Linked DNA regions of Mus musculus: region 1 is linked to region 2. The links are chromatin loops, found by intact Hi-C in ENCODE. Cell type or tissue: left cerebral cortex. All regions are shown on one strand. Links, peaks and the distances in the headings refer to the core of each region. The heading gives the core; the rest is flanking DNA.

What was found. A loop is a pair of places that touch in the nucleus more often than their neighbours do. Peaks named below come from ENCODE experiments on the same cell type or tissue, not always from the same donor. Only the 100,000 strongest peaks of a DNase experiment are listed, where the experiment ranks them.
Region 1: a loop joins it to region 2, with 1.8 times the contacts of the local background. A loop is called at or near these places in 6 of 42 quality-filtered maps.

Annotation. Positions count from the first base shown.
Region 1 is chr15:27,985,630-28,001,407 of GRCm38, reverse strand. All of the region lies in intron 1 of Trio (triple functional domain (PTPRF interacting)), which reads left to right. Gm29975 reads left to right here and starts at 6,326. Exons shown (of 5, transcript XM_017316826.2): 1 at 6,326-15,778. In left cerebral cortex, for the core only: no CTCF peak of the experiment used is centred there; no DNase peak of the experiment used is centred there.
Region 2 is chr15:27,931,785-27,947,562 of GRCm38, reverse strand. All of the region lies in intron 1 of Trio (triple functional domain (PTPRF interacting)), which reads left to right. Among named protein-coding and RNA genes, the nearest start is that of Gm29975, 55 kb to the left of the region's middle. In left cerebral cortex, for the core only: a CTCF peak has its summit at 9,761; DNase peaks (open chromatin) are centred at 9,549, 9,775, 10,095, 10,412 and 4 more places; H3K4me3 peaks cover 1,029 bases; H3K27ac peaks cover 4,235 bases.

The sequences.
Region 1 (15,778 bases), core at 4,954-12,953, 52 kb before region 2:
GATGAACAGCTCTGAACTCTCTCAGAATGCTGGCTGTTTAGATCGGTTAGGCGACAGCACACTTGGATGCAGATTCAACAGAGCTTAGGGTCCTCCTGTTAAGAACTTGTCCTTAAAAAAGAGCCTGTTCATTCTGAAGGGAGCAGTCACAGAGCAGAAGGAAGCGGCACACCTGTATCTCCAGGTTCTTGGGAGGCAGATGTGGGAGAGGAGCTAGCCAGCAGGTGATGACTAAGTTGGATAATAAAGTGACACTCAGAGTCAGAGCTGTCCTTGTCATGAGAACTAAGCATTCAAACAGATGCAGCATCTGGAGTAGGTGCTTCCATTATGAAGGACAGAGAAGGAAGTATACCTGTATTTTACGAATTTCTAATGGAATCCAGCCTTTCAACTGCCTAGCTGACACAGAACTTTCAGTAGCGTCTCTGACTAGCCATCCGTGGGTATCATGGTATTTTCCAAACTATGCTAGCTGTCGCACATCTCAGAACCTAAGCTCGTTTGTTACTTGAGAAATGTAGCACTTAATAAACTAACAGAGCTTTTTATTTCACTAATGAAACATTACATCGCTTTAAAATCTTCTGATTATTTTTGAAGATGTAATTGGGCCCCTCTTTAACGTTCTCTGTTTGGTACTTGCTCAGTATTCTGAGAAATGATCTCAGTTTTATTGCACTGAGTCTAGCTGGATGCAGATCCTGTCAGACTGCGCTCTAGGATGATATCACAGCCTTTTCTCAATGGTTATGAGGATCAACTATTGTATAGGAGGAGGTTTCCATTTTCTTCCTGGTTTTCCACCTTTTACCTAGAACTCTGCCCTTTTCTGTATTCCATACTTTGTCTTTCAACATCTTAGAGTAGGTCCCTTTTTTGTTTGCCTTTTGGATAAATTCTACATTCTCTGGAGGTTGAGATTCTAGATGTAACTTGGCATATGAGCTCAGCTGTTCAAGTTATAATCCTGTGTTTCTGAAGTTGAGGATGTAGAAGACTCAGGCCAATGCCCACTGTTACCTAGCTGAGCATTTTAAATAGTCTGTTTTATCATGTAGATAATTACATGATTGTTTGGATATGCCTATAAGTAATAATGTAGCCCACCTCTGGTTTAGTATATTGAAAGTCTATTTATTATGACTCAGCCAAATATTTTAGAGTTATAAAAATATATAGGATGTGTAGACTACAGTCCTGGTTGAAGAGTCACCCCTTATGGTAGAAAAACATTGTGCTCAGTTCACAAGATGTCACATCAGGGTCTTTGGGTCAGAAATATTGACTTCTGAAGATCACAGATAAAGGATTTGGGAACAAGAATCAAGCATGATTTTCATTTACAAATACTTCATGGGCTAAGAATACAGCTTAGTGGTAGACTTGTACTTGGCATGCAGGAAGCCCTGGATTCAGTCTCCAGCAGTGCAAAAACCCTCCCATCCCCCACTCCAAAAAACCAAAGTGAATTCACTACAAAATGGGAATTAAAAGTCCCTGTCTGTGATTTACAGACTTTAAAATTTAGAAACATCGAACTTTTCAAGACTAACCTTTACACGTTTCCAAGCAAATGAGAATCAAACATTTTATTTCTTTTTTAAAAAAATTTTTATTGAGCAGAGCTATTTGAAAAATTGGGTTTAGCTTCTATGGGTCATTAAAGTGTGTGTGTGGAGAGGGCGTGTTTCAAATGCCAGTTATCTGTTTGCACAGCAGGCCCTTTTACCAGTGGAATGTCTCCCTGTCCCTGCCATTGAAGATTTTATACACTTGACAGAATTGATGTTACATATGTTCATGTTAGAAAGGAAACAGCAGAGCTTAAGTTTAGTGTTTGTAAGGGTCTGTTTAGAGCAGCAGAGATAGCCAGGTCATATGCCTGGGTGCTCGCATTATTCTGGTACTTGTGTTGAAAACAGATTAATAATTAATATTCCAATTCAGTGTTTGAAAAAAAATACTTTTGTAAATAATCTTGCACAATTAGGTAATTCTTTTCTTTCAGTGGCTTATATTTCACATGCTCAGTGCCTTCAAAATTCAAAGGACACATTTAACATTTTTTGTAGTGATTGGAAGTTGAGCAGATACTATGGAAAATCCCTTGGTTTTTGAGACAGTCTCACCCTGTAGCTCTGGCTGGCCAGGCACTCTCATAAGCCAGATGGCCAGATCTAAATACATAGATATCTACCTGCCTCTGCCTTCTCTTGCATGGGACCTTGTATGGCCATGCCAGGAGGAAATCCCTTCTTTAGGGAAAGTGTCCAACACAGCCCCTAGTGCCTGGTGTTTCTACACGTCTGCTGTCATCTGACCTGAAACATCTGTCCACATGAGGTCTGAGTGGTCCCGTGCTGGAGCCTCTGTCCTATAGCCTGGGAGAGCACCAGGTGGGAAACTGAAAAAGGAAGAAGAAAAGTAAAAGCAGGTGTGTGTCCTGGAAGGGGCTCTAACGGGCTGCCTGACTAATGGCTTTGCACTCCAGGGGGGCTGAGCAAAGGCCACTCACTCCCATCTCCTGCTGGGAATCGAGAGCCAGCTTCTCTCCCGGCTGCTGCTTTAGGAGGATCTCTTCCTATTAGTTGCTGAGAGCTTGTCTGCTTGAAGGGGCTGCGGAGCATACTCATGCAACCCTGAGACTTGTCTGAAATACCCATCGGCCGGCCCACAATTACAGAAACAAACAAGTTTCTAAATTCCACTGTAACAACTTGGCTCAGTTTCTAATCTGCCTTTGTCAACATGGTCTGACTTTTCTATCTCATTTTATTTAGTATTATAAATCACTGTGTCTGCATGGGTGAGTGGCCGTGTGTGTGTGTGTGTGTGTGTGTGTGTGTGTGTATGTGTATGTGATGTGACCGTTTGTATAAATACGTAATGTACATGAGCTAAGGTCCTCGTACTTTTGCAGCAGCAGTCTACCTAAAATTAAGCCATCCTTTTTAGCCCCCTTTTGTCTATTTGACAGCCACACTGCTAAATGATTTTCCAAGTTCATGGAATAATTCTTTTCCCACTTAAGAAAAGAAAAAAGCCATTCTCCCTCACAGTGCCGCACCTCAGGCAAGGGTTCATTCGGCCTTACTGCTTTAGGTTTGCCAAACAAAAGCCGTGGAGTCGGATATGAGACGTGAGGACCACACAGGAAGGGCTCAGATCAAAGGGGAGGTCATTCCTAGGTGATGGTTTTCAGCCGGAGAATGAAGACTGGAAAGGAGAAGAAAATGAATGACGTTCCGGTTTGCTGACCTGATGATTGCTGAGGTCAGGTTGTTAGTCCTGTGTGCTGGCCTTGTGCTGAGACTGCCCCCTGCCTCCATATGTGGAGTGGTTAGAAAGATCCGTGCTGCTGGGTGTTGGAAAGGTGACAGGTGTTGCTGTCTGGCACTGATATTTGCTCCTGATTATTAAGCTGATCATGGGATGTACTGTCCAAACAGAGATGCTTCTGAGAATGAAACGGGGTGTTGCTGCTAATTATTCTGGAAAAGTAGGCTTAAACTGGAATTGTTCTGTCAAGTCGAGATGGATGGCTGCCTTACTGACTGCAGAGGTGGAGAGAGTCACACTCAGATATTGATGACTCAGGGGTAGTTTTCTGTGACTTATCATCTGCCTTGATTCAGTCCCGGACACATAATGGTGTGGACAGTTGACGAAGAGTGGGTCTGAGACATGATGCTGAGTCAGAGGCTCTGCCAGGAGTGTGCTGTCTGAAAGGACCTCCAGCACATTCCACGCTCCCTTTGCCCAGCTCCCGGAGTGGCTGGACTGCTTGTTTTGTGTGCAGTGAGCTAAGTGTGACTTGAGTCCTGAATCAGGATTTGTCAGCACTCGAGGCCTGGCCGGCTTCCTAAGCTTCTTCCTAAGAGCTGAGCCAAGGGGGTCTTTGTGCCCCCGCCTCCCACACGGGACTGCAGAGGGAGCAGGCTAAAACAGGCCTTTCACTGCCGAAGAAGGGGGCTAGAGGGTTATTGGCCACTGTCCCTGCCTGCTCCTGGGCAGCCTGTCAGCTCCCCTGCCTGGGGTTTCCTCAGCAGGCTTGGTGCCCCTGAATGAGAGAAAGTCCTGACAGTTGTTAGATTCCCCCAAGTAAAACCCTGACAACTTCTTTACAGGGTGTTAGAGAACTCATTCCATACTTCTTCTTAATTAATTACAAAAATTAAACCCATTTAACAATAAAAACTATTCTTTGGTCCTGAGAATCCTTGTGTTAGTTTAAGCATTCATATAAGCACATCAAAGTAATGTATGCTAAGACATGCTTTTGTACCAATCTGGCATGTACACACACACACAACACACACACCATGCCCGTTTAAGTTCACCTGAGTGGCAAAGGCATGTGCTGGCACATGTGCAGCCAGCTGGATGGATGTAGATCTGTTCTGTGGATGGAGAAAGGTCTGTGAGTTACACCCCCCAGGTTTCTGGCACATTCTTGCAGTAACCTAGATAGGAGAGTGGTTACATGCTGGTATTTTCAGCCCATGCGGCCTGAATTTCCAAACTTGCCATTTCTTCCTGCTTGGAGCCTCCTGTCCTCATTGGATGGATAAAAAGGTTACTTTGAAGGAGTGGAGCAAAAGAGGAGAGCTGACCTTACACCTTCACTGTTCCGAGCGTGGTAGGAGTTCAGGAGGACAGTTGTGCATGTTCCTGCCTAAGTAACCGTGCCTCCAGGTAAGCTTTTGGAAGAATCTCCTTTTTAGTGTTTATACATGCTATGCACTGAGTCTCCAGCCCCATTCCCCAGCCTCTCATCTATTTGCAGGGTACCCAGCCAACATAGCCTGTGTCCTACTGTGTACTGTGCTGGAAATTGGGCGAAGCGCCTCATATACATCTGCTCTACTGTGGACCACACCCTCAGCCTTTCCTCAAGTAATAAAAGGTGACGCTTTAGAGATGGCTTAGTGGTCCAGAACACTGACTATTCTTGCAGAGGACCAGAATTTGGTTCCCAGCATCCACGTGACTGTTTACAACCACCCGTAACCTCAGGAGCTCTGGAACCCCCTTCTGCTCTCTGTGGATAGTCATATCTATGGATAGTCATAAGAACGTGCGCATACAAACACACAGACATAAACACTTCTTGGTGGCGCACGCCTTTAATCCCAGCACTTGGGAGGCAGAGGCAGACAGATCTCTGAGTGACTGTCTGTCACTCAGACCTCGTTCTCTTTTCTCTGGGAGCATTGTTCAGCAGATAGGAATAAAGGAGGCCCCCCAAGAGGTGTTTTAGCGAAAGAATCAACTGAAAAATTTAAAAACTCTTTGTATGCTGCCTGGGTACACATGAGCCCCCGCAAGGCAGGAGTGTGGAGGTCAGAGGTCAACTTTTAAGACCCTTCCTGTGAGAGGCCTGGGGATCCAGCACAGGTTATCAGGCAGAAGCTAAGCCTCCTCACCTGCTGACCTGCCGCTGCCTCGCCAGCTTGCGCGAGGTGAGGTGTCAGTTTGTAGGCAAAAGAAATTCAGAACACTTAATACATCCCCCTGAGTATTTACATGTGGTCTTAGCCAACGGGCGAGAAGTCCTTTCCCTCAATATAAACAGTTGCTTGTTAAATATTTCTCTATCCTCAAAATAAAATAAGGCTTTCTGGCCAGATACCCATGGGAATGAGACAGATCAGAGAACAGCATTCAGCAGCGCTTCCTAACTGGGAGAGCCTTTGTGCTCCCCGCTTTGTATAACAACAGGTCTAACTGTGAGCTCCTTCTGGAGGAAGCCTGGCTGTCTCTCCTTCATTTGACAAGGAGCCTTTGGAAACACAAAGTGGCTAGCAAGCAGCATGCCTCCTCGCCTTTCAGAGTCCCTAGGGGTGGGTGGTGTTCTGTGACCCTGAGGGAACCTGCCATCCACTAATGTTTAACAGAGTTACTGTTTCACCTTGAGTTAATTTTCATACTAAGCATTTACTTTTTTTAAAAAAAAAAAGTGATCTAAGAGGCAAGGTTTCAGAGAGAGAGCGAGAGAGGGAGAGGGGAGAGAGAGAGAGAGAGAGAGAGAGAGAGAGAGAGAGAGATTGATTCTGAACTTGAAAACCTCCACACTTGTTGCAGTTCTCTGGTGTGTAGCATGAGGATTATGAAGGACGGTGTGGATCTGGATTTAGGGCTCCAAAGTCAGGTGAACAGCTGGCCGGAGAATGCTGCGGGTCTACACAATGGCTTCCTTCTCTACCAAATCCCCAGCCCGCAGTGACGGAATGCCGCGCAGAATTTATCCTGGGGAGGAGGGGGTTGAAAATGTTTTTGTGAAAAGAGCTTTGCTGCCGCCGCCACTCACCTTAGCAACAGCAGGTAAGGCTTGAGAGTTGGAGGGGACACTTCCTGCGCTCCGCTTGAATGCCCTCAGCAGAGATGGACAGTCTGGCAAGGCGGTGTATGAGGCCGCACAGACGTGCCAGTCCATGGCTTTTCAGTCATCAGACCCTAGACCTTCAGTTCTGCTGAGGCTTTGAACAGGTGCTTTTGTGGTTGTTGCTTTAAACTGAGAAGATTATCAGGGTCCAACCAGCGTGCCGGAGCATGCTGGGATTTGCTGTCTGTTAGCTCTGTTACAACCCAGGGCCAGGCTGATGCGACCGAGTCCTGTTTCCCGTGCTAACCATTCATATTCTCAATACAATGCAGTATACTTTTAGAGGGAGGCGCCCTTCTTAGTCTCTTCCCAGTGTTCCCGAGTTAAGTAAGGTCTTACTGTAGACCCTCTGTTCTTTCCGGTGTCTTTTCATTACGTACCATGCGTGCAGGGTTCTTGGTGCTTCAGGAGAGAAGCTGGAAGGTGAGTGTGTGAAGGGCAACCCCGGGTGGTGTTGAGCTTCTCTGTGTGACAGCAGGCCTGTCTCTTAGTCCCTTGTGATCTAAACAAAGGTCCCTAGAACATTCTTGTTCCGCTGAGCAGTTTCTGTGTGGGGTAGGGATGAGTGGCACCTACATTGCCACTTTCCTTCCAACCCAGCCCCATTGTCCAAGTGACTCCTGTGGCCTGGGATTGACTCCTGTGGTCTTGTTCAGAATTGAAAATATACACATTTCTCTATTGGCTGTTGGGCACTGTTATTTTCTTTCTATGTAGTTGCAGAAAACTTCCAGGAGGTCTTAAATTTAAGATTACATACACCAATAGGACAAACATCTAGTTAAATGAGAGCTAGAGAGGCTTGGAGTTTAAAGTGGGCAACTGTCTGGTCTTAACCTGATGACACTTAGTGGGCTTTTTGTTGTGTGTTCAGTGTTGAGCTTCTGTCTTCTGGGCCCTGTTGTCTCACACTGAAGACTTCCAGTGGCTCAGCACACAGGGGCAGATAGCTGTAGAACTCACTCCACAGAGCTTTCCTGACTCTTTATGCCCTTGTCTGTGACTGAGATGCCAGGTAGCTCAGAACCTGAAATCTTTCTTCATCCTTCAAAAGAGACTCTTTGGAGGGTTAATCTTTCTCTACCCTCTAGTGAAAAGCTGTTCTTATATCTGGTGTAGTTTACAATTCGTAAATTCGTAGTATCCTGAGTCAAAGAAATAAAGATTGGCTTAAGTGCTTGAGAGGAAAAAAAGGGCAATTAACACAAAGGAAAAGAACCTTTGGAACGGATTCTGAGGTAGATGGACAGATAGCAGGTGCCAGCACACCCGGGCAGGAATGAGAGGACGTGGAGGGCCTAAGGCTGGCTGTCACCTGGACTCTCTGTAAAGCACACCTGGACTCTGCCAGAGCTCAGAAAGGCACGTTCATCATTTCCAGGGACCCTGGATTCTGAACACTCAGGCCTCCCCTAACCCCTGTTAACCCTTTTCTGTTCACCCCCTGCCCCTGCCCCTTGCTCTCCTGACTTTTGTAAAGGCTAAGACGAGTGTTCTTTGCCACAGATATTCCTATTATGGTAGAACATCCTCCTGCTTTGTTTATGCAGATTGACTCCTAAAGACCAACCCCAGCTCAGCCAGTGTCATTATTCCATAGAGCAGTGACAGTAGGTGCGGGAGTCAGTGGGCCTGGTGGTGGTGGTGGTGGTGGGTCAGTCCCAGCTCACTCCTGCAGAGATGCCTCCTCCAGAAAACCTGGGACTCATTTGGGGATATTGCCCATCCTGTGCCACACACTCAGCAAAGAGTGCAGCAGGACTGGAAGCTGAGAGGAAGTTCCTGGGAAAGGCAAGCCCAGACAAGCCGCACCACTGATGCTCTGCTTCTGAGCTGTGTCCCTCCCAGGCCTTAAACTTGGCATTTATTATCGGAATCGTTACGCTGTTTTGCTTAAAACATGAGTGTGTATTAAACAGTTGTAGCTGTGCTAGGATTTTTAATAGGGAGTAGAATTGTCTTCTGTTTATTTGACAGTATGTACGACTTGTCTGTAATTCTTTAAATTGCTTTCTGCTAGCGTCGCATTTATATTTGGCATACTGTACTTGGGATATTCTGACAGACTAAGGCAGACGGGGAAGTCAGGAAGCAGTGTCTCTGTGACAGCGTAGCTCTAGATTCAGATCTGATTGCCTCTCTTACAAATGAGTTGCTTTCTGTCATGGGTGAAGTGAAGTAACCAGCGTCCATGGTGATCTTTGAACACCAATTGACAGACCCATGACTGGAACTGGAGTAGATCAGAGGCTGTGTGTGTGTGTGTGTGTGTGTGTGTGTGTAGTTTCTCAACCTTTAATTGAAGTCCTTAATAAAAGTCAACAGAAGACTTTCTCTCTTTTGAAGTCCTCGGTCTGTGAAGAACTGTTGGACCTGACTCCTGGTCCTGCCATAGTAAATAGTTTCCGAATATTTTTCTAGGCAGCTTGGTGCCGGGGTGTTTTGAGTAGCTTGTAAAGGAGAGTTTCAAGAGGCAAGCCTAATTAGCACCTTTGAGTAGTGTTTAAATGTTGAAGAGATTCATGAGACCACTGGAAAAGAAACCGTAACCTCAGTCAAGTGTGACATTTTTAACTAGCCCTTAGACTTTAAAACCACTTGGCCTGAGCTGGAGAAGCCAGCTTCGCCCATGTTTTCCTTGCCCAGTCACCAGGCCTTCAAGCTCCAGACTGGCCTCCCCAACGCTCAAACATATTCCTTTTTTAGAAATAAAAGTACCTGGCCTCTGTGATCCATGACTGTGAGTCATCCAGTGGATATGAAAGAACTATAAAAACATGCTTCAGGAGAGTTTTTCACTTTGTTACAGAGCACAGTCTAAATTTGGACTTAATTTGAAATTGAGTGGAAGGCTGGATCCTTGGTACCCCATGGGAGCATTCTGGTGATGCCTTGAGTGGCCTGGCCAGAAACGGGGAGGGAGAGGGACACCCGTGGGGAAAGGCAGGCTCAACCCCACCTAGACAGCTGTTGGGTTTGTTTGCATTTAGTTCCTGATAAGACAGTCCTTAATTCCTGGTGACAGGAGTTAGGCACTGTCATGTGGTTTTTGTCCTCCCCTGTTTTCATGTGGCTTAAGTCCATATTTATTTGAAGTTTCATATCAATGTCTAGCAATACTTAGGCAAGATAGACTGAACACAACTGCATAATAACCCCGAGAAATGTAAACGTAGGAAAATTGTAAGGTAAAGATTTTTGGACCATAGCAGTCCGTGGTGATGAATGGGGAGCTCAGAGGGGTGATAGCTTTGGTCTCTCTTTATTACAGATACAATTGACTTGCTAAGTACTGGACCATACTTGCTATCCTCTCTCCTAATTCTAAATGGCTCCTGAACTGTCAACAAAGACTCCAAATCTTATACCCAGCCCACACTTAACAAGGGAGTAAAGACTTTCAGGAAGCAAGCTTTGTTGCAGGCTGGACCTCAGAGATACTGCTGCTACCTCTGTGTGTCGTCAGGCTTTGTCGTGGGCTTCTTTCATAGTGTGGTCTGTGGCAGGTCACTGGCTTACCAGCCAGAAGTGTGCTCAGTGGCCTCCCCTCAGCGTGGACAGCCCAGCCTGAGCTGCATCCCGTCTGGAGTTTGCCATTTAAACGTCAGTTCTCAGTGGGTTTTGCATAGAACTCTCGGGGAACAGGCAACACTAGTGATTGAGCCGAGGGAAGTGTTTTGAGGGGTAACTAGCTTGTTAGACAGACGTTGAAGTGGGCTGCTTCCTGACTTGAGAAACTGTGGCAAGATGAGGCTTGGGGACGGAGGAAGGCATTGCTGAGGTAACAACAGGAAGCTGTTGCATCTCGGACTGGGATCTGTGCGTGTGGCCCGATGGAGGTTCCATTTGTCCGAGGCTGAGCTGGCCGAAATTCCCCTCTGCTGGTCGGAGCTGAAGTCCGCCTTCGGCTACAACTCTCTTGTTTTGCCAGCTGAGGCTTGACTATCACAAGGAACATGACACTTGTTTACAGGATGCAAACTTTGTAAAATTCCCAGTGCTCTAATTATGTAGGTTGCCAACCACCCCCTCTCCTGCCCCCATTTTTTTAAAAAGCATTTTGAGAAAGAGCAAGCTGTGTGTTGGGGTTCTGTAAGTGGTGTGTGGTTTCAGGGAGTTTTACAGTCATCCGGCGGCTGCTGACCCTGATGATGCTTTCTTTGCCGTATTTCCATGCCGTATCCCCATGTTACACTCAAGGAAGCAGGCATGGAGAGCTTGGCCGAGTAGCCTCTAGACTTGTTTAAGGGACGGGATGCTGTGAGCCCTGGTTCCCGACTCACGTTGAACCACTTAGCTTAAATTAACACACTAAATTTCACAGTGGCAGGCATGAGTGTAAGTAAATAAACTGGGTTTATGAAATCAGACCCACTCTCATTTTCCATGATAATGTGAAAAGCATTTCTGCTTTTTAATGCCCTCCCTCCTCCCCTCCCTCCCTCTTGGTTTATTTGGGTTTTTTTGAGACAGGGTTTCTCCGTGTAGCCCTGCCTATCCTGGCCCTCTGAGATCTTCCTGTCTCTGCCTCCCTAGTGCTGGGATTGAAGGTGTGTGCCACCACCCAGCTTAACATTCTTTCTTAATTTTCTTCTTTTCACGCTCCCCATTATTTTTAACCCACAAATAAGCACTGGAGGGAGAGGCCAGCCTCCACTGCCTCCACTAGTGGCGCAGCATGGGGTCCTGTTGTGTTTCCCTCGCTCACCAGCTCCATGTGTGTTCTAGGGAACGAATCCCATGTTGGTCTGTGGGGTGTGTGCTGCTTCTCCTAGAGAGTCCAACGACGTAGCTCAAGTTAAAGAGCTGTGAAATGAGCACCTTGACAGGCCCGAGCACTGCTGTGCACGTTAAATACCCACTTAGCAGCTGAGCTTTAGCCCACTGTAGTGAAAATCTTTTTCCACGAATAGTTCTCTAATGCTGGCCCTGAGTTTGGCCATGGTTTTCCCTTGGGATCATCACAATTTGCTGGTTTGGCAAGGCTTAGAAAGCCTCATTACTTCTGCATTATATTTAATTCTATTTTTAGGTTCAAGTATGTTGTAGTATTGTTGTAAAATGTGTCTACTGTTAAATTAGCCCACGTGAAGTCCGAGTCTTGCGAGCATCTTGGTGCTTACCTGCTTTGGCGCACCCCCACGGTTGAGGCTTCTTCAGCACTGATTTGACACCTCAGATGCTGTGTCTATTGAATTCACAATAAAAACCAGCACCCTGACTAAAAGGGAGATGTTTAAAATCAGGCAAGTGCAGTATATCTAGAATTAAGTTGGGGGTAGGGGGCTGATCCTGAGAGCACCAAAGAGCAGTTCTTTTATACAGTGAGCTGTGCATGGGATAATTCAGGCTATCCTCATCTGAGATGGCACACATGACCAAATCACTGAGTACATTAAGCTCACATATGAGCATGCTGAACTCATTTTTGTGCTCGTATGGACATTTTTAGCCTCACCTCTCAGCTCTAATAGGCCCACACTTCAACTGGGATTCTAGACAGCAAGGAGCTGCTGCTGCTGTAATTAACAAGTCAGTTTATACAGAGAACTGATAATATGGCAAGAGAATTCTTGGAGTTTGGTCAGATGCAGGCTACTATTTTGGAATAGGACTCTGAGAACCCTGTTCTGAGACGGGTGTGTCCTCCTGAGGTTCCCAGCCGGGGCTAAGGCTGGCTGGGAGACTATCCAACTGGTAGCAAACCTAGCCTCGACCAGGGGGCCTAGCTAACCGCAGAGGTAATGTCGGATTCAGACACCGAAGAAAGCCAAGGAAGATGGTGTCCATAGAAATCCAACACTCTCTGAATTGGTTTCTGTTGCTGTGACAAAACACTGACCAATAACAACCAATAAAAGGTTTATTTCATTTTAAAGCTTACAGTGTGTCATGAAGGGAAGTCACAGCAGGAACTTTTGGAGGCAGAAGCTGAGGTTGAAGCCTGTGGAGGAGCCCTGCTTCCTGGCCTGCTCGTCATGGCTTGCTCAGCCTGCCTTTTATGTATATGTATGTATATGTACAGGTACATACACATACACACACACACACACACACACACACACACACACACACACACCACACACACACACACAACCCAGGACCACTTCCAGGGCAGGTATTGCCCACAATGGCCTGGGCCCTCTCACAATGATTACCAGTCAAGGAGATTACCCCACAGACTGGCCCACAGGCCAGTGGGCAACTAGGTTCTCAACTGAGTTTCCCTCTTCCCAGGTGACTCTAGCTGTGTAATATTGACCCCCCCCCCCCAAAAAAAAAAAGCACAGCTACTTACACAAAGATTTTTTAAAACATACTTTTGGTACCTTTTAACCCCTTTGTTAAATGATCAGAAGAGATCATTTACAAAATATGAGTGGGTTTCGGTTCAACGGTCTGAGTCAGCTTGCTGTGGAGTTGGCAGTGGGAAGCCATTCTTCCCCACATTGTCGTGCTCTTTCTGTCGTGCCTTCCTGATGCTTCTTTTGTTCCTTGTTAAGACAGGGCCCATGGGGTCTCTCTCGCTGACCTCTTGCCTCGGTGTGCTGGTCAGCACCCTGGGCTAGTGGTGCTAAGAATGCAGGCTGAGCAAGCCACGTGGAGCAAGGTTGTAAGCAGCACCCCTCTGTCAGCTTCCGCTTCCCTGCTTGAGTTCCTGCTCTGACTTCCCTTAGTGATGGACTGTGATGTCCCAGTTTGGTCACGGTGTTTTATCCCTGCATTAGAAACCCTGCAACCCCAGGCCTCCCGTGCTGCGATTACGAGCTTGTACCACCATATCTTACTCACACACACGCACCTATGCCCACTGATGTTTTGTAGCTAATCAGTTCCTGTCAGCTAACTGATGTGGGTGCAGGAAGCCTTAGGATAAACACTTCGTTATCTCACTGTCTCTGCCCCTTTCTATTCATTAGAAGACCTGCTCAGATGTTCAGGGCCGTGACTTGTGGTCTTATGATCATGCTATAATTAGCATGGACTCATCAAATGGAGATTAGCAGGACTCATCAAATCTTAAAGATTTCTAGAGCAAGTGAATGGCTGGTGAAGTCTGTGGAGAAGTATCTGGGGACAGACTCACACACGTGGTCATTTGACACCCGTGGCTTTTAAAAGGAAGTGGGTAGCCCTATTACATAGTTCAATCAGATGATATGCACAGACGTGCTTCCAGAATTCCCTCATATGCTAGGTCACAGTTCCCGTCCCCTGAGATTGATACATATATAATTAATAACTAGCACAGCATGTTCTCCGTCTGAAGGGCCACTGGCTGGAAGAACATTATAGCCTCTGCAGTAACCCGTCCTCCTGGTCTCTTTATAGTCCTCCACGAGAGAAAAGTGCTGGCAGAGTGTTGACCAACAAATCCATCAACTGAATGGATGGAATCTGGCTAGTGTCTATGTGTGAGTGTGCTGCATTTCACAGTCACAAATACTTAAATTGATTTTTAGAAACTAATAAAAATTAGTCCCCACAAATATCTTAATGACCCTGAGGTGTATATTCAATGAATATTCTTTTTACCACTGCTTTTAGTCTGTTGATGCATCTTAATATTGTTAACACTTAGAATGCAATTGATAATGCTTTCTTAGATTACAGAAGGACCCCAGGCAAGCACATTTTGGTTCTGAACCTCATGATTTTGCTGTTTCCAGGAGCTAGCTTTTTGACTTAGCCCTACAAAGTGGCTCATTTGTACCTCACACTAATGATGCCCCCAACATACCAGGGATGTGACCGTTTGTAAATGTGAAAAGGCAGGTGTTCAGATACAGTGCAGCGTGTCATCTGTAGCAGAGGCAGATGGTGGCTACAAAAGAGAGTGCTTCTATTTGGGATACACAGCACTTCCTTGTGCCAGGAGATAGCTGTTCTTTGCAGTCCCTGGTATCCTTCATCTACAGTCAGCGGTGATCTGAACATTTTAACTGGGGAACTCTGAAAACGTAGAACCCATCCTCCTGCCTGCCTGCCTTCCATCCCCCTTTCTTTTTCTTTTTTCTTTTATTTATTTATTTTTCACACAGGGTCTCACCGTGTAGCTCCAGTTGTCCTGGAATTCACTAAGTAGACCACGCTGGCCTCGAATTCATGGAGCTCCAGCTGCCTGGCTATAATTCCTATTTTCATTTGCACGTCTTTGTGGGTAGTGTGATGGAAGCTCATTGCTGCCCGTGCTCAGCAGAAGTTGACTCAGCTTTTCTTCCAGTGTCTTGTGCTAGGTACATTACAGTGTGTCTGCTGGTTACTGCTCGGTAGCCATCTTGGTACCAGACTGACTGTTAGGATAGCACAGTGTTCCATACCATTTTGGGTTCCATACTATATCTGGGGATTTTGTCACATGTCCCTGGGACAAGAGAAGGATTATCTTATGTGTTATCTCATTTAAATAGAAGCAATCTTCTGTCAGCAACTTCTTGAAAATCTAAAGTAAATTGTACAAATTATTTCTGAAGTTGTTTATTATGCAGGGACAGCATAGATTGAACTACCTGTAAGGCCATTGGTAAAAAAGTGTGTAAACCAAGCTTGCTCAGACAGTTAACCAGACATCCTGAATAAGACACAAGTGTTGACAGCCGTAGTGGAAGGAGCACACCATGGCTGAGTCCATAGCTCTGTTCAAGCAAGGAGCCTCAGGTTTGATATGAAGCACAATAACCAAATAGCCAAAACAGTAAAAGCAGCTTTATCAAGGTCCAGTTATTGAACTTAGTTCCGCGAAGACATCCCCTATCTTCAGGGCTAAATTTGGGTTTCCTTTTTTTAAAAAGGGATCTCTAGTGTTGTATTAATTGATTGGTTTATCATCATTATCACCACCTCTACCAGCACTATTGTTACTGTCCTTTGTGTGTGTGTGTGTGTGTGTGTGTGTGTTTAAACACTCTTGCTGTTTAATAGTCCATGCTGGTCTCAAGCTTAGTATGTACAACCCAGCTCAGCTCACACCTACCTCCCAAGTGTGAGGGTTCCAGGCGCACGCACCAGTCCAGCCTGATTGGCTTTTCTGATCATGTGCACGTTACAGGTGATCTTCTTGTGAGACTCAGTTTACTCTAAAGATAAAGTATTCATCATCGCCAAGGAAGAAATACCAAATACGTCATGTGCTTCCTTACGCCAGCTTGTGGTTGGAGAACTTTGGTTCTCTGCAGAAATTGTTCTAGCGTTCTGCCGGTGGCTGGGGTGAAACGGGGGTCTGCGGGCAGGTACATTGAAAGCCTGTCGGCCACTGTGAGGGTGCATATTTGGGAAGGATTTCCGAAAACTGTCTTCCTGGGCCACTTTTCTGGAGGGCAGTTCTGAGCTTTGGTGTGATGCACACCTCTGATTTGAATACTTGGATGCAGCTTTCCGGGATGTCTGTGC
Region 2 (15,778 bases), core at 3,516-11,515:
CAGTTTGACTTGTGTGGTTGGGTATCGATGAGAATCTAGACTCATCATTTAATCTTCCCTGGCCTCCATGAATGTGGCATCAGCTTGCCCACCATGCCCTCCATGGCCACCCGGATGCCCTGCTCAGTTTGGTCCAGCTCTGAGACTCAGCTCCTCCCACTGTTGAAGGGCAGGGTGCAATGGCCGAGATGAGGGGACTGAAACTGTTCAGCAAGCAAGAAAGGACCTAAAAGGAGAGCTTTATTTTTAGTCACAAGGCCTTGAAAGTTGGAGATGTCCGAAAAGGATGCTTTTGGGCAGTGGGGACAGTGATGGAAACTTCCGCTTCCCCGAGGTTGATGCATTCACACAAGCTACACATTCTTCGTCGGATCCCAGCTTCTCATTAGACTGCCTCTTGAGTTTATCAGTGTCCTTAACTTCTTTCTTACATATTTAGTCTGGCTTTCCTTTTCTTCTAATCCAAATATAGTCCCCCCCCCCCCCCCCCAGGATTTTGTCTTTAGTCTGTGACTAGCAAGTTTTCAGATAATCTTGACTTTAATAGGAATGTATGACTTCAGAATAAGCTTTCAGCAACTAGGTGGTATGGGAAGTGTAGTAGCTTTACGTAGCCACTGCTACATTTACATAGCTGATGCCACATTGCTCAAATGGATTTCTTAAACATGTACGTGATTTATAAAAATGAGGTCAGTGTTTTGTTAAATGAGCCTTAGTAGGGATAAATGAAGAGATATGGGCCTGGGAAAGACTGGGGCATTACTGCTTGTGGGGATCCTGAGGGCTGGACCTAGGCTGTTCTTCCCCCTCCCCTAAATGAAGCCAGACCTCCTCCTCCTCCTCCTCCTCCTCCTCTTCCTCCTCCTCCTCCTCCTCCTCCTCTTCTTCCTCCTCCTCCTCCTCTTCTTCTTCCTCCTTCCCCTTGCTGTGGACAGTTGAATTTTGGCATTATCAGCATTAAAAGCATTTGGAAGCAGATCCAAGCCAAGCCTCTGTTAACCAGCCAGCAGGGTCTAAGACTCTGAGCTGCAGGGAGTGGGTACCTTTCCATCCAGGGTGAGCCTGACATGCGGGTGGGCCCGTGTGCATTCTCTAGACAGGCTTCCTACCCGATGAGGACTCTGACTCAGCCCCAGAAAGTGAAAAGTCTGCAGATAGCTTGTATTTATTTGGCTTATACAGGGATATGCAAGCTTATTAGTGGCTTGTATTTGGTAGGATGCAAATTTGGCTTCTCTTCTTCATTTTTCCTCCCATTTTACAGACGAAACTGGTTTCTTCTTTGTTAGGAGATGCTGACAAACCTCATACTGGAATATGATATGGTACAAGTTTACACTTTTGTGAGTTGTGGAACAAGTTTTTATGAGTTCATGGGTCTCTAGAGTGAGTAATTAAACTGGTGATCAGCTGAAAGAAGAGTGTTACCTTTGTGTGTGTGTGTGAGAGAGAGAGATGCTAGTGTTAAAATTTAGGCTCTGCTGTCTGTCTGCATCTCCTGTTTTGCTTTTCATGTAGATTATAAACAAACAAGTGATAGATTTATGGGCTAAGGCTCTTTTGCAAATACCTTCCTTCCATATTAACTGCAAGGACCCTTTTCATGAACACTTGGTGCATATGTACCCGTGTGTATCCTCCACTTGATAATGTGTCCTTGAGCATCATAAGTGTGACTCTGTCACCAGGAATTAGAAGGCGCCACTGTAAGGAAACACAGTAAAAGGGAGGGGTAGGCGGGACTTGAGGCTTTACATAATTTTGTAGCGTGTTCACAGAATTTCTGGTCTGTAAAACAATTTGCTGAATTAGGCTTTCTTAGCAGATGTGCTGGGAGCGAGCAGACAATTTCTGCCTTTGTCCCTACTTAGAACTAAACGGCACGCTCTGAGGACCCCAAGAGCCTTCTGCTTAGTTGAAGCGTGCTTGCTTGCTACACGGGGCTAAAACTGGCTTGTTGTGGATATGGCTGCCTTTCCCATCCTGAGACTGCCTGCCTGTGGACGGCTTTGAGGAGTAGCCAGGCACACACTGACTTGCTCACTTTGGTTTCTTGGTTCTCTCTTCTTTCAGACCCTGTGTCATTAGATTTATATTTACTTATAGGTTTATACGTTTAGATATGCCATTTACACTAGCAGCGCAACCTGTTGGTGCCATGGGTGTGACATGAGTGACAGCACATTGGCAGCTTGGAACATTTTTCCACAACAGTTCAATACATTTGAGTGCTACAACTTTTTTTCCTAGTAAACCTAAATTATGCGACATGATTCCGATAGTGCTTCAAGTGATAGTGATGATAATGAACTGCTCAGAGTCGCTTGTAGTGCTTACTCTGTGCAGGCACAAGCCTCCTCATGCAACCCTGCTAGGTGGGGGTACACACGCAAGAACGTGGCACGACACAAAGGCTGCCGCAGTGCACGACTCAGATGTGGAGTGCAATGATGTGCCGTCTGTGCCCTCAGCTCAGGGCAGACTGCTGCCCTACCCACTCTACTCAGTGTTTTCCAGCTCCATCAGCATGGCCTCAGGTGTGCATCTGGGTCACTCACGTAATGAAGATGGAGGCACCCTCTTTTCTTCACCTTTGTATCTGAGCATAGGGACAAGGCTGTTGCCGTAGAACAGAGCAAGCTCTAGTATGGGCAAATCTCAAGTCACTAGTAAGGGCAAATCTCGAGTCTTCGCAGTTGTTTTTTGTTTAAAAATAGTATTTAACCTGGCTGTGGGTTTTCCCTTTGTGGATCCTCACAAGAGATTCCCATGTTGTCTGCCAGTTCAGAGAACAATCAAGTTTGCGTTTTCACTCTTCAACAAACGCAGCGCTAGAGGTGAAGAGGATGCACAGGGTACTGACAGGCAGCCTGACCTTACGTTCCCTCAGCACTTCTGGAGAATAAACCAGAAATGGGAAGCAAGGTCCTCACCTTACTTCTGTACACCTCACTGGACAAGGTGTATGTGTGCGCATGTGTGTACACATGTATGTGTGTGTTTATATGTGTGTATGATGTATTTGCACATGTGTGTGTGTGCACATGTGTGCATGCGGGCTTGACCACACCAGCGGAGCCCAGCTGGTGACACTCCTCTTCTCAGGACAAGCAGGAAGAGTTTAGATCAAGCTCTGTCCCTCTCTGTGATGTGTGAGGGTGCTCACACTACCATTGCTTTCTGTCCAGCTGCTTCCCTGAGGTTTTTCTCTCGGTTAGTGTTCTAGGTGTCAGACAGTCTGTCTGTCTGTCCTGCCTCTTCTGATGCTTGTTCTTTCCAGTCTGCATTCACTGCACTATTCTTCGGCATTTGGTGTGGCCAGCCCATGCAACCTTTTGACATGAAATGAACTGTTTTAGAAGATACTCTTCAGTGCTAGCAGCCCCTCCCTCCTCCTTGCGTGCGTGTGTGTGTGTGTGTGTGTGTGTGTCCAGCTTAAGGAGGCTTTAATTCATCCTCCTGCACGTCTGCGGCGCTTGATTAGAAGGAAGTCGCACATGCCGGACTCACTGCTCTCTTCTATTCTAAGACTATTTGGAACTAATGAGAACGTGATTTCTGGCAAGAGGTATGTCACGTGGAGACACAGACGAGAAGTATCAGCAGGTGGATTCGCCTCTAGCGTTTGCCGTGAGTCAGACACGCACGGTGAATGTAATTAGGTTTACTAAAAGACCTTGTTGACTTTGTGAGCTGGCAGTGTCTCCCTTGCTTCCATACAGTTTTTTGTTATCTGTTGTTGTTGTTGCCTGTGGAGGTGGAGGTGGTGGTGGTGATATTGACTCTGTTATAGGCATGCCTGCAGTCTAGAGCCCCTAATAGAGGTACTTGTGGGAAAGCAGCAAAGGCCTCATCTGAGCCTCTTCTGTTCTGTTCAGCGAATTCATTGGTGCAGCAACAATGCCATATGTGGGGCCGTGCTTGGCAGAAGGAATGCTCTCAGGGAGGGGTGACTCAGAGCCCAAAGCCAGGCTGCACTATTTAGCTGCCGGTGGTGGCAAGGCACTTTAATGTATAATGCCTTGGGCCTATTATCTAACATAAGGCCAGGGACATAAAACTCAAGGACTGATGTCTTACCCATTTCATTAGACCTTAAAGTCTTTAACACCTGGTGGGGCGGTGGGGGGGGGGATTCCTTTTTTCTTTTTCTTTTAAAGATTTATTTATTTATTATATGTAAGTACACTATAGCTATGTTCAGACACTCGAAAAGAAGGCATCCGATTTCGTTACGGATGGTTGTGAGCCACCATGTGGTTGCTGGGATTTGAACTCAGGACCTTAGGAAGAGCAGTCAGCGCTCTTAACTGCTGAGCCATCTCACCAGCCCCTCCTTCCCCCCCCCCCAAAAGATGCTTACCGGATTGGATGATAGATGCGTGATATTTGAAACAACCAGTTTCAGATATGCACTTTGAAATGCTCACTTCTTACTTTATGATTTGACGCAGAAAACGTATAGGGTTTTCTGTTTGTGGTTGGCAATCATGGAGAAGGCCGCCTCACCTGTAGTGGTCCACACACTTTCCTTTAAGGCTGGCAGAGGAGGTTTTTTTTTTTTGTTGTTGTTGTTGTTGTTTTTTTTCCTTTGTGAGGCTTTATAGAATTACTAAAAGTAAACATTTATGACCCACTTTCTGAATTCTAAGCATAGCCTATTCTCAGCATAGCCTATACTTTATTTTGTTCCGTATTGTGGCAGTACTCTATGATATGAAGGCTATTGAGGGTAAGAATCAGCCATTGAAATAAGTAGGAAGTTCTCACTGACTTATGGAACATTTATCCCAGTTGTATCTCTCATGGCAAAGCGTTGAATCCTTTACCCATCACACTGGCCAGGAGCTGGCTCCATGTTCTGCTATCTGCTCTGGTTGGGTTGGAGTAAGAAGGAGTGGGCGGATTTCCAGAGGGAGGCTGCAGATGCTGGAGCTGTAAACACAGGGAACATGAGACTTAAGACCGGGGATAGGCAGGTGTATTGGGCTATATTAGGACAGCCAGGGGAGGCCCAGATGAAGGCACAGAATCTAAGGGGGGCCAAGAGGTGGGCACCTCCAAGTTAAATACAGAGCTTAGCGGAGGTGGCAGCTTCAGACAGGCAGGGGGCTGAGGTGGGCAGAGAACAGAACTGGTCTGCCTTTGAATTGCTTTACCACTGGGAATCGTGAGTCAAACTCTGAGCAAACACTGACACATTTTTGACACCGGGCCTGGAAAAGCCAGTGCGTCCCCAGAGTCAGAGAGGAGACAACATTTGCCAGGCAGCTCTCCTGTCATTGTGGGGCTGCCTCACATGCACCTGTGGATGGCCTCTCCCATTCTGTGGTGTGCACATTTGTCCGTGTGTCCCAGCCTTTAAGTAGGGTTATTGTGCGTCGCTCTCTCACCTGTTGCAAGGTTGGCACGGCTTCGCCATGAGTAAACCCAGGAATCTGAGCTTTTCTCTCACTGAAGTTTCTGGTTTCAACCAGAAGAGTCTTTTGAATGTGCACGGTAGGATCAGTGCAGAGTTTTCCAATGGCCCGGGCCCTCTTCGACACCACAGAGATTCTTATTCAGGGGAGTAAGTACAATTCCCTCCCTTCTGTTCCGTGCTTCAGTTAGAGGAGAAAGGCTTATGCTATTTTAGATGCAGCTGTTAACAACAGTCCTATTTTCTTAAGAGCTGGGCTTGCACTGCTCAATGACAGAGATCCGAGAGCAAGCTGAGGACAATTCTATGATAATGAATAGGAGATGCCTCCAGACGCACAGCTCTTCTGTGTGGGGTCAGTAGTCTCTGCAGAGGACACTGTGACAGACTGGCCCTGTTCCCTGAGTGGACTTACTGTCTATTCCTGAGGAGGAAAACAAAAACCCAGAGGTGAAGGGTGCACAGGGCTTGATAGTTGGGCTTCATGTGTCGGGCCTGGGAAGTGAAGTTCTGATGGGTGTAAGGGACCCATGGCTGGTGACATGACATGTTTTCACGACTGTCGACTCGGGAGTTTGACTGAGCCTAAGCCCAGTTGTCCAATTGCTTGGCCTTCCAAGGAGATAATTGCAGCGACAGGAGTAAACACCCACGCTAAGCACTGAATGTCCACGCTAAGCACTGAATGTTTTAGTAACTATTCCAAGCAAAACAAGACTGGAGCTACCTAGTGTTAGAGTGTGTCTGTATTAACTGTTTCGTGAGTATTGTGGACAGTAACTCTTCCTTAATGATAGAGTCGGAGAAACAGACTACTTAACTTCCTTGTCCATTTGATTTCTCTCCTCTCTTGAGCCATCTCGTTGATCTCGTGAGCAGTAACAAATGTCCATTTCCTTTTGAGACAAATCGGGAAGTGACAGTTCATATTAAAACAGGAAGCCCTTTGGATCACCAGTGTTTTCCTCCCAACACCCCGCACCACGTGTAGCTTTAAAACATGATTTACGATGCATTGGAGTGGTGGGAGAGTCACAGTGGTCAGGTATGGGCTGGAGGCACACAGGCTCCTAGGATTTACCCAGTGTGGTATTTGAAAGCTGCAAGACTTTGATAAAGGCACAAGATCATTGTTTCAAACTAGTGTCACTGGGAACAGTATGGCCGGAGGTGGGGTTCTCTTCTGTCTCTACTCTGGGTGACCTCAGGAAGATCATGGAGCCATGTAACGAGCAGTTCTCCCTGGCTGTTACCTCCTTGGAAGGCCAAGCACTTGGACAACTGGGCTTAGGCTCAGTCAAACTCCCGAGTCGACAGCCATGAAAACATGTCATTGTGCTTTAGCTAATCAAGGGACGCAAACTACTCTTTGCCAAGACCTCCCTCTTGTTTCTTAATCACCGTGCTCTGCCCATACCTGTTCCCCATCGCCATCCTCCGTTGCAGTGATGGGGCGTCACAGTAGCTTAGTCTTCAGCTCAGCTCTCTCCGTTTCAGCCTCCACCGTCCTGGTTCATGTTGGTTCCTTCACATGGGAACTGGGAACCAGAAAAGGAAAAGGGTGGCATCTCTTAGTGAGGGATGTTACCTGCTAATCTGTGTGTCTTTGCTTTGTTTTTATCCATGAACCCATCATTCAGAGTCTCACCCCCATCTCTCTCTCTCTCTCTCTCTCTCTCTCTCACACACACACACACACACACACACACACACACACACACCCCTATGTGCACACAGTGGATGAGTGACACTTCCTTTCATTTCCTGAAGCCCTGGCCACTTTAAGCATCTCTCCTGGCCTTTGCCCCGTGTCATTTGCCCACATCGGTAGTATGTGCCTTTGAAGATGGCAAACAGCGTTCCCACTGTCTGTGCCACCTTCTCCCTTCCCAGTACCTCAGCATACTGAGCCAAGATGCCTCGGGGTGTGCTCAGGTGAGTTGCCTGTCAGCTAGGCCTGTTCCTGTGCCTGGCACCAGGATTGAGGGTGTGTGGTATCTTCCCTTTCTGCCCTTGGTTTTGGGTCCTGAGCCAAGTAAAGAAACTGAAATGTCTTGTTCAACTCTCAGTTGCCAAGTTAGATGCTGCTGCTGCTGCTGCTTTTGCTGTCTGTTACTTTGATGTGTGAATATGAACCTCAGAATTATGGAGATCATCAGTCAGAATTAGGAATAGTTTTAATGACATAGGATTCCATTATGTTGAAAGGTGGTAAAACACAGCTTCAAGGAGAGGTTTGTTAGTTCTCAATCCTATTATGGTAACCTGTTCACATAGGGAAGAAAAACTTGATTCTTTGTATCTTACTTTCTTCGGAAAATCCACTACATTTTATGATTTCATTGTAGATTCTTTCTTACAAGTTGAACACATGATCTATCTATCTATCTATCTATCTATCCATCAATCTGGCATCTATCTTATCTGTTTATATCTATCAATCATCTATTATCAGTGTGCTTATATTATTATTATTATTATTATTATTATTATACACATCAAAATACTTGTTACTTTGTCAACAGAGTTTACAAGTTAGACTGATTATATTGCTAAAAAGGTGGGATTTTGTTACAATTTTGCTTAGACCTCTGAGTTTAAGGAGTATCAGTGGATTTTGTATTTGTATTTAGGAAACCCCAGCATTAGAAGCTGGCAAAATACCAATATAAATGAGCAAAGGATTTTGGAGAAATCATGTATGCATATCTGTAGCTTTACTCCATTTGTATTTTTAAAACAATTAGACATGGATGTGCGACCTGAGCATCTGCTAATGAGCATCCTGTCTGCAAAACCTTTTGTCTAGTGTTGCTACAGGGAAGTGTGCTGGATGTATTTCAGAAGCATCCGCTGCCAGTTCAAAGTGACATTGAATAGATTAGTAGGGTTAGATGAATTGATTCAAGCCATTCATTACTCAACTGGTTAATTGTGTGTTGACTGTGTAGATTAAATACACACAGGGCCCTGGCAGCGTCCTTGAAGCCAGGGCCTTATGGGGGCAGACAACGGATCCCAGGTCCAGCCTTGTTCTCTGTGCATCGAGCAGGGTCGTTCCTGCCTTCTGGGTCCCTCTCACCTATCCTGAGTTGGGCTCTGTTTTGGAGCAGATGGTCCTCAGTAGAGCTGACGTTTGTTGGCACTGTTGTGGCACAGTGTGCCAGGCACTATGTTCAGGGTTTTAAGGCTTGCCTGTTAGTGCTTAGGGCAAGCCTGCTTAGAGACTCTAAGGAGTTTATTAAGGTGCGGTAGTTCTTGGGTGTGCTTCCAGAGGCTGACTTCCTTAAAATGATGTTCTTTCCTGTGAGTCTGATTCCCCTCCAGGTGCTCTGAGCTGGAGACTGCATAGGTGAAGCACAGGGACCCTGGTGACGGGGATGCAGTTCTCTCTTCAGGTGTTTACAGGCTGGGGTAGACAGCCTTGCAAAACTGCCCTTGTCTGGCTTCAGGCTTCTGCTGTTCTTCCCAAGGCAGGTGCATACACAGGATTCTCACGACAGCTCTGTAAACCAGACCTGGGCATGGAATGGCTGCGGATTATTTCTGGTTCTAGGGCCATCCTGTGATCCTGAGGTGGCTGAGGTGGTTGTTATAAACTTATGCCAGCCAGCTGCTGGGCCTCCTTATTTACTGAGTGAGTACCCAGCACTCACTGGGCTGTCTGTGGAAGAGGGAATCACCAATGGAGTGTGTGTCTGCGGGTTCTGACGTCCTTTATTCTGTTCTGTAAGTTTAATTTGCATTTGTCGAGATCACACTAAATGACCCGTAGGCACAGATCCTGTGCTGCTCTGCTGGACGAGGTTTTGAATGACCGTTAGCGGCAGGTGTGTTTGCTTACAGGATACATTTTGTGAGCAGGCTTCTTGGTAATAACATCATTCTGGGCTGGCGCCTTCCCCCATCCCCACCCCGGCTTTCATTTATTTGTTTGTTTGTTTGTTTGTTTGTTTGTTTATAATTTAATGGAGTCACTGTAAATGAGAACAGAAGTTGCCCTGCGTGGGGATGTGCCCAGCTCTCCTCCCTAACACCAGCTCTTCCGTCTCTGTTGGCAGTGAACGCCACACAGTGTGGGGAACTGAGAGTCTGTGCGCAGTGGGAGGAGAACTGTCCTACCTTCCTCCCAAGACCGCTCCAGTCTCGAAACAGTGCATTAGACAAGACACAGGGAAACGATGAATATGAACCGCTAGAAAAATCCAACCTGCTTGATTATATCGTCTTTGGGGGACATGTTTTTATTTTCGACACGGAAGACAAATAAGGGCGACTTTCCACAGAAGCGCAGCTCTCCGTTGCAGCTCCCTGTGGTGCTTGCAGCACTGAACAGCCCCTCCTGCAGTTCATCCTCGCACAAAGGAGATGATGTAATCCCTTTAGCTCTGGCCACGTGGCCAGCATGCCGTCACTGTCTTCACACAGATACCTCTGTGCTGCCACGGCCCTATTGGTTTCTTGCAGCCGCGCATTTGTAATTAAATTGCTTTTCCTTTGTCAGGCTGCCCTTCACATGGGGTCACAGGAATGTGAACAAGGCTATCCTGCTCGCAAGGAGGGATTGCACTGGTGGAAATCATAACCAGAAAAATGACCAGAGTGTGCAAAGCAGCGGAGTCTCCTTGAGTGGTGATGGGGGCAGGGCAGGAATGTTTGGTTGCCAATAGCAACCACTTGCTTCATTATTAGAAGAGAAAACCTCTGGACTTTCTGCTTCTCTCTTTTCCCTTGCTCTGCTGTGACTGGTTGAGGGAAGGGCCAGCAGAGATGTGTGCTGGAGAGGGGAGGAGACAGATGCTCAAGGGTATTCAGCTGGATGTCCATACAAGCACATCCTTTCCGACACCTGAACCCCCGCCGTGTGCGCTGCCTCTGGCCATGCCCCTCTCCACTGTCGTGACTGCATCCCGTGGCAGTCATAGCCACATGACAGCTGCTGTGAGCTGTGCCACATTCCGCCCAGCTCCGGTGCAAGATGCTTGCATGCATTTTCTCTTTGAATGCTCCAACGATTCTCCGAAATGCATGACTCACCCAGGAAGAAACTGCAGCCAGGAGAGAGGAAATGATTGCTGTGGCCCTTCCAAGCCTAAAGTGATTCCACAGAGGAGTCAAAGAAGGGCTAGAAAGACACTGATCCACACATTCAGGCTTGCCGCCTTCTGCAATAAGTCAGTAGTCTCTGGGTCTGTGAACCCACCACAACTGAGGCTTAGTTGTGCAAACTAGCGCTATATACAAGGGTTTAATTTTCCCAGTGGTATTAGTTTAATGACCAGGTGGTACCATCAGAAGATTTAGGTGGCTGCAAGGTGGGGCTGGTGAAAAAGCTCATTGCAGCTCTCACAAAGGTCCTAGGTTCAGTTCCAAGCACCCACATCAAGTGGCTTACACCACCTGTAATTCCAGTTCCAGGGGATCTGACACCCTCTCCCAGTCTCTGTGGGCCCTGGCACACATGTAGTCTACACGCATACACACAGGCACGCTGTTTTAGTTTGTCTCCTGTTTATGTGATAAAATGCTGACGAAAAGCAACTGTGGGCAGAAATGGTTGATTTGATTTAGCGGTTACCCTCATCAGTTGAGGGGTTCCAGGGAAAGAGCAGAAGCAGAGACCATGGGATACCACTGCCTCCTGCCTCAGTTTTCATGGCTTGCTTAGCTTGTTTCTTAGACATGCCAGGACTGCATGTCCAGGGGTGGCACTGCCCATAATGAACTGGGCACTCCTTCATCAGTAACGAATCAAGAAAAGCCTCATAGACTTGCCTAAAGGTCATTTCTCAGATTTACCCTAGTTTTTGTCAAATTCACACACACACACACACACACACACACACAGACAAAATAAATCTTAAAAGAATGATAGGGCTCCATTGATGTCATGGCGACAGTTTTTGAAGTGCAAACATCTGGATCGCATTAGCAAAGCAGCTTCTAAAACCACAATGAGACAGCCCAGGCTGTTGGCCCAGCGTCTCCAGGGACCTTGCCGATAAGTGAGTGGCATTGGACTAATTTTGGTTAGTACTTATGGGCTGCACACAGAGTGACAGAAATAACTCCTATAAATCAGGAATCAGATCCCCTTGATCCCAGGTCCCCAAAGAGCCCTCCTTGCTGGAGAATTTGGACAGAGGGTGGGGAATAGATGTGGGGAGGAAGGCTTGTAGCACAGTGTGCAGTCTTCCCACCTGGCCCTTGTGCCTCGTCTCCTTCCCAAGGCCGCATGCACATTGGGTATATTGGGCTGCATTGTTTCTTTGAAAAGGTTTCTCTGTGAACTGAAGAGTCTTGTGGGAGGAGGGAGGATGTGGTGACCTTCTGCTTCCTGAGTCCTTGGCTCCGTCCATTAGGTTTTGGTGCTTTACTCAGGCTCACCTCTCTCCTGTCTAGGGATGCTATCTGAGGGGTGAAATTTACCTTCCTGGGAGTGGCTGGGGATGGGGCATTTGGAACAGCTAAAGCTGTACCAGCAGATGGCGAAGGGTGGAGGTGGTGATGGTGGAGGTGGTGATGGTGGTGATGGTGGTGATGGTGGTGGTGGTGATGGTGATGATGGTGGTGGTGATGATGGTGGTGATGGTGGTGATGATGATGGTGGTGATGGTGATGATGGTGGTGGTGGTGATGGTGGTGATGGTGGTGATGATGATGGTGGTGATGGTGATGATGGTGGTGGTGATGGTGGTGGTGATGATGGTGGTGGTGGTGATGATGATGGTAATGGTTGTTGGTGATGGTGGTGATGGTGGTGGTGATGGGGTAGGCTTTGGTGTTTGATGGGAAGGAGGAAAGTCAGACCTTCTTTAGCTTTGCTTTCCTTGGTAGAATAAGTGGTGGCTGTCAGGTGAGGCTGAGGGTTGAGAGAAGCCAGGCAGGTGTCATGGTGACTATGGTTCCTAGGTCCTGTGCTTATCTTTTTGCCAGCTGTATGGCCCTGCTCATAGGAATGGCCATCAGTCCAGTCTGGACAGTGACAGTGAAGTCTTAAACAGAGTTTCTTCTCCAGCTACTGATCCTATAAAATAAGACATCGAAATAAAAATCACCAGTTTGGCTTTGTTTATACACAAATATGTTTATAAAATCCAGGGACTGCTTTCTTGGCTCTAAACGCTCATGTAAATCTGTGTCCTGTTCCCAATGTTGAATGACTATGAAATGGAGCATCTTTGCGCACACAGCATTTCAGTGTGCTGGGCATGCTCACCTGGCAGGTGCACACAGAGAATCACTTTTCCTTCACGGCAGCTCCCCACCAGTCCCTTTCTGAGTCTCTCCAGCCACACCCAGTCACATTCCTGGCCTCCTTGGTTTGTTGGTTTTGGGAGAACTGCTCAAGTTTGCAGTAGTGGGGTACTACTGAGAGCCAGACTCTGTAACTCATTGGTAACTGCCAGAGTACCAGGAGTTCAGAAAGCTGAGCTTAAGAATCTTGAGGTGGCCGGGCGGTGGTGGCGCACGCCTTTAATCCCAGCACTTGGGAGGCAGAGGCAGGTGGATTTCTGAGTTCGAGGCCAGTCTGGGCTACAAAGTGAGTTCCAGGACAGCCAGGCCCATACAGAGAAACCCTGTCTAGAAAAACAAAAACAAACAAACAAACAAACAAAAAAAAAAAACCCAACCAACCAACCAAACAAAAAAGAACCTTGAGGTGACCACACCTATGGGGTTCCACTAATGCCCTTGATGAGGTACCAGTTTTAAGACCCATCTTTCTGATGTTTCACATAGCACAGCATACTTTCTACTTTTGATTCTCATAGATTCAGCAAAACATCCAGTCCTGGAAGTTATTAGAACCTTGCTATTGAAACAAGTTCTCACCAGGTAGATCTCACTATGCTGGAACTCGCTATTGCAGACCAGGCTGGCAACAGACTCACAGATACCTGCCTGCCTCTGTCTCCTGAGTTCTGGTGTTAAAGGCCTAGACTACCGATCCTTGCTAAACAAAAACAGACAGTTTTTAATTTTGTGTATGTGTGTGTACTTGAGTGCAGTTGCCTGAGTTACACGCAGGTGTGAGTTGCCGTGTGTGCTGCGAATCAAACACAGGTCATCCGTCCACAAGAGCAGCGTGTGCTACTAACTGCAGAGCCATCTCCTAGCCCCCAACACCTTGTCTTGGGCATCTCCTGTACATCCAACCTTCCCATATGTGATTACTCTGTTGTAGTCAGTGCTCTGTTGCTGTAAAAAGACACCATGATCATAGCAACTTGTTAAAAAGGAGCATTCAACTGGGCGTAGCTATGGTTCCAGAGGTTTAGTCTGTGGTCATCATGGTGGGAGCATGGGGGCATGCAGGCAGACGTGGTGACTGAGAGTTCTAGATCTGGATCTGAAGGCAGGAGAGAGAGAGAGAGAGAGAGAGAGAGAGAGAGACACAAGAGAGAGAGAGACAGAGAGAGAGACAGAGACACAGAGACAGAGAGAGACAGAGACAGAGACACAGAGACAGAGAGAGAGAGACAGATATAGAGTGCTCCAGCCAGCCAGCTAAGTACTGGGCTTGGCTTGGGCTACTGAAACCTCAAAGCCCACTCCCAGTGACACACTTCTTCCAATAAAGCCACACTCTTTTCAAACAGTGCCTCTCCCTAAGCATTTGAATATGTGCACCTATTTGAAGCCATTCTTATTCAAAGTACCACTTACCAATTTTCTCAGTAGACACAGCTAACACAATAGTTAAAGAGGACCCTGTGTGAGAATTTAGATAGGTTCTATTGGACAGACATGAAAGGGAGTCTGAGCTGTCGCAGCCTACTTTCTGAAGGTCATTTTTGTTTTGGGGGTGAGAGTGGAATGACAACTAATATTTTTATTCAAGATGCTATGCTAAGAAAATTTGGACTTATTATTGTGTTGGAAGAACTTATTCTGAGGTTTTAGTTTTAATTGTGTATGTTCATGTGTGTGCTTGTGTGTGCGTGCAGTGCCCTTGGAGATCAGAAGGAGGCATTGGATTCCTCTTAGAACTGGTGTCACAGACAGTTGTGAGTCCTGGGAACCAAATTTGGGTCCTCTGCTTTTAACAGTTAAGTCATCTCTTCAACCTCAACATAGTTACTTTATAACTTCCTCAGGTTGAATTTCTAATATGATAAACATCCATGAATTATGTGACTGTGGTATGTGTAGAGCCATGGTTAATAGCTGGAGCCCACACAGATCAGCTCTGGATGCTTAAGACTGTGGGGGATATAAAGAAGTCTTCATTGGGTGGTAGGAGATGAGGTCTTCCCTCCAGAGAGTACCAGGCGAGGTTCCTGTGATAGAGGGATGCTCAGAGAGTGGGATGGTGCGGAAGGCTGTTCCTACTGGAGAAGGGCAGGAAGGTTCCTAGCTTGTTCTCCTGTCTCTGCTCCAACTCACACCAGTAGTTATTGTGCACTAAATAGGAATTTATGAGTTCCCTGGGACTATAATACCCATTTATAGCATTATTAATCTGAGAAGATTTATTCCTGAAATTGAGAAACAACACGCTTTCTCCAACAACTTGGAAAGTCCATGGCTGTTGGAAGTCCGGCACTGCTTCCTGAAGATCCCCAACAGTTCGTTGTTGGTCGTTACCGTTAAGGATCTGAAATAGGTGGAAACACTAAGGGAATTCAGTTAGGATACAAATAGAAAGGGAAACATCTGGGATATCCGGGTTTCAGTCAGATGGGGATGATCAAATACAAAAACCCAGTGTAGAGTTTGGGACCTAGGAGAGAGTTCAGATCAATTTATAAGACATTCATTAACCAGCTCGCTTTTTGGTTGTTTGTTTCTTTTTAAAAAGATATTTTAGTAAAGGGCAAGAAATAGTTACATCCATGGAAAGTGACTTCTCTTACAGATGGGACAAACTTTAGAAAAGAAGTAGAGAGGAACTTGAGAATAGGAGCATGGATTTCACCCTCTGCCCAGAAGTGCTCTGGCAACGAGCTCCGGAGACACAGCCAGGGCTGTTCACTGCAGTGCGTTTTTAATAACAGGATTGGGCGACAGCTCAGTTTGCAGCGACGTTCCCGAGCAGGTGCTGGACTACAGTGACGTCACATGGAAAATGAAGCTCAGCACAAGGGTGGGTCAAGGCAAGCTTCGGGCGGATGGACACAGTGTGACTGCACACTTGAAAAGATGAAAGATCTGCCGAGAAAAGCACGATGAGTGCTTATCTGAAAAGTCAATGCAGGCTTAGTCTAGAGCCAGTGGCCAGGGGGTAGGGGTGGGGGTGGGGTGGGGTTCTGGGGTATTGGCTGGGCTAGCGATCGTAAACAAGGTGGGGCTGCAGACGTGTGCACGTGACACATACATGCACATATGCCTTCATGTATGAACAACACTCTG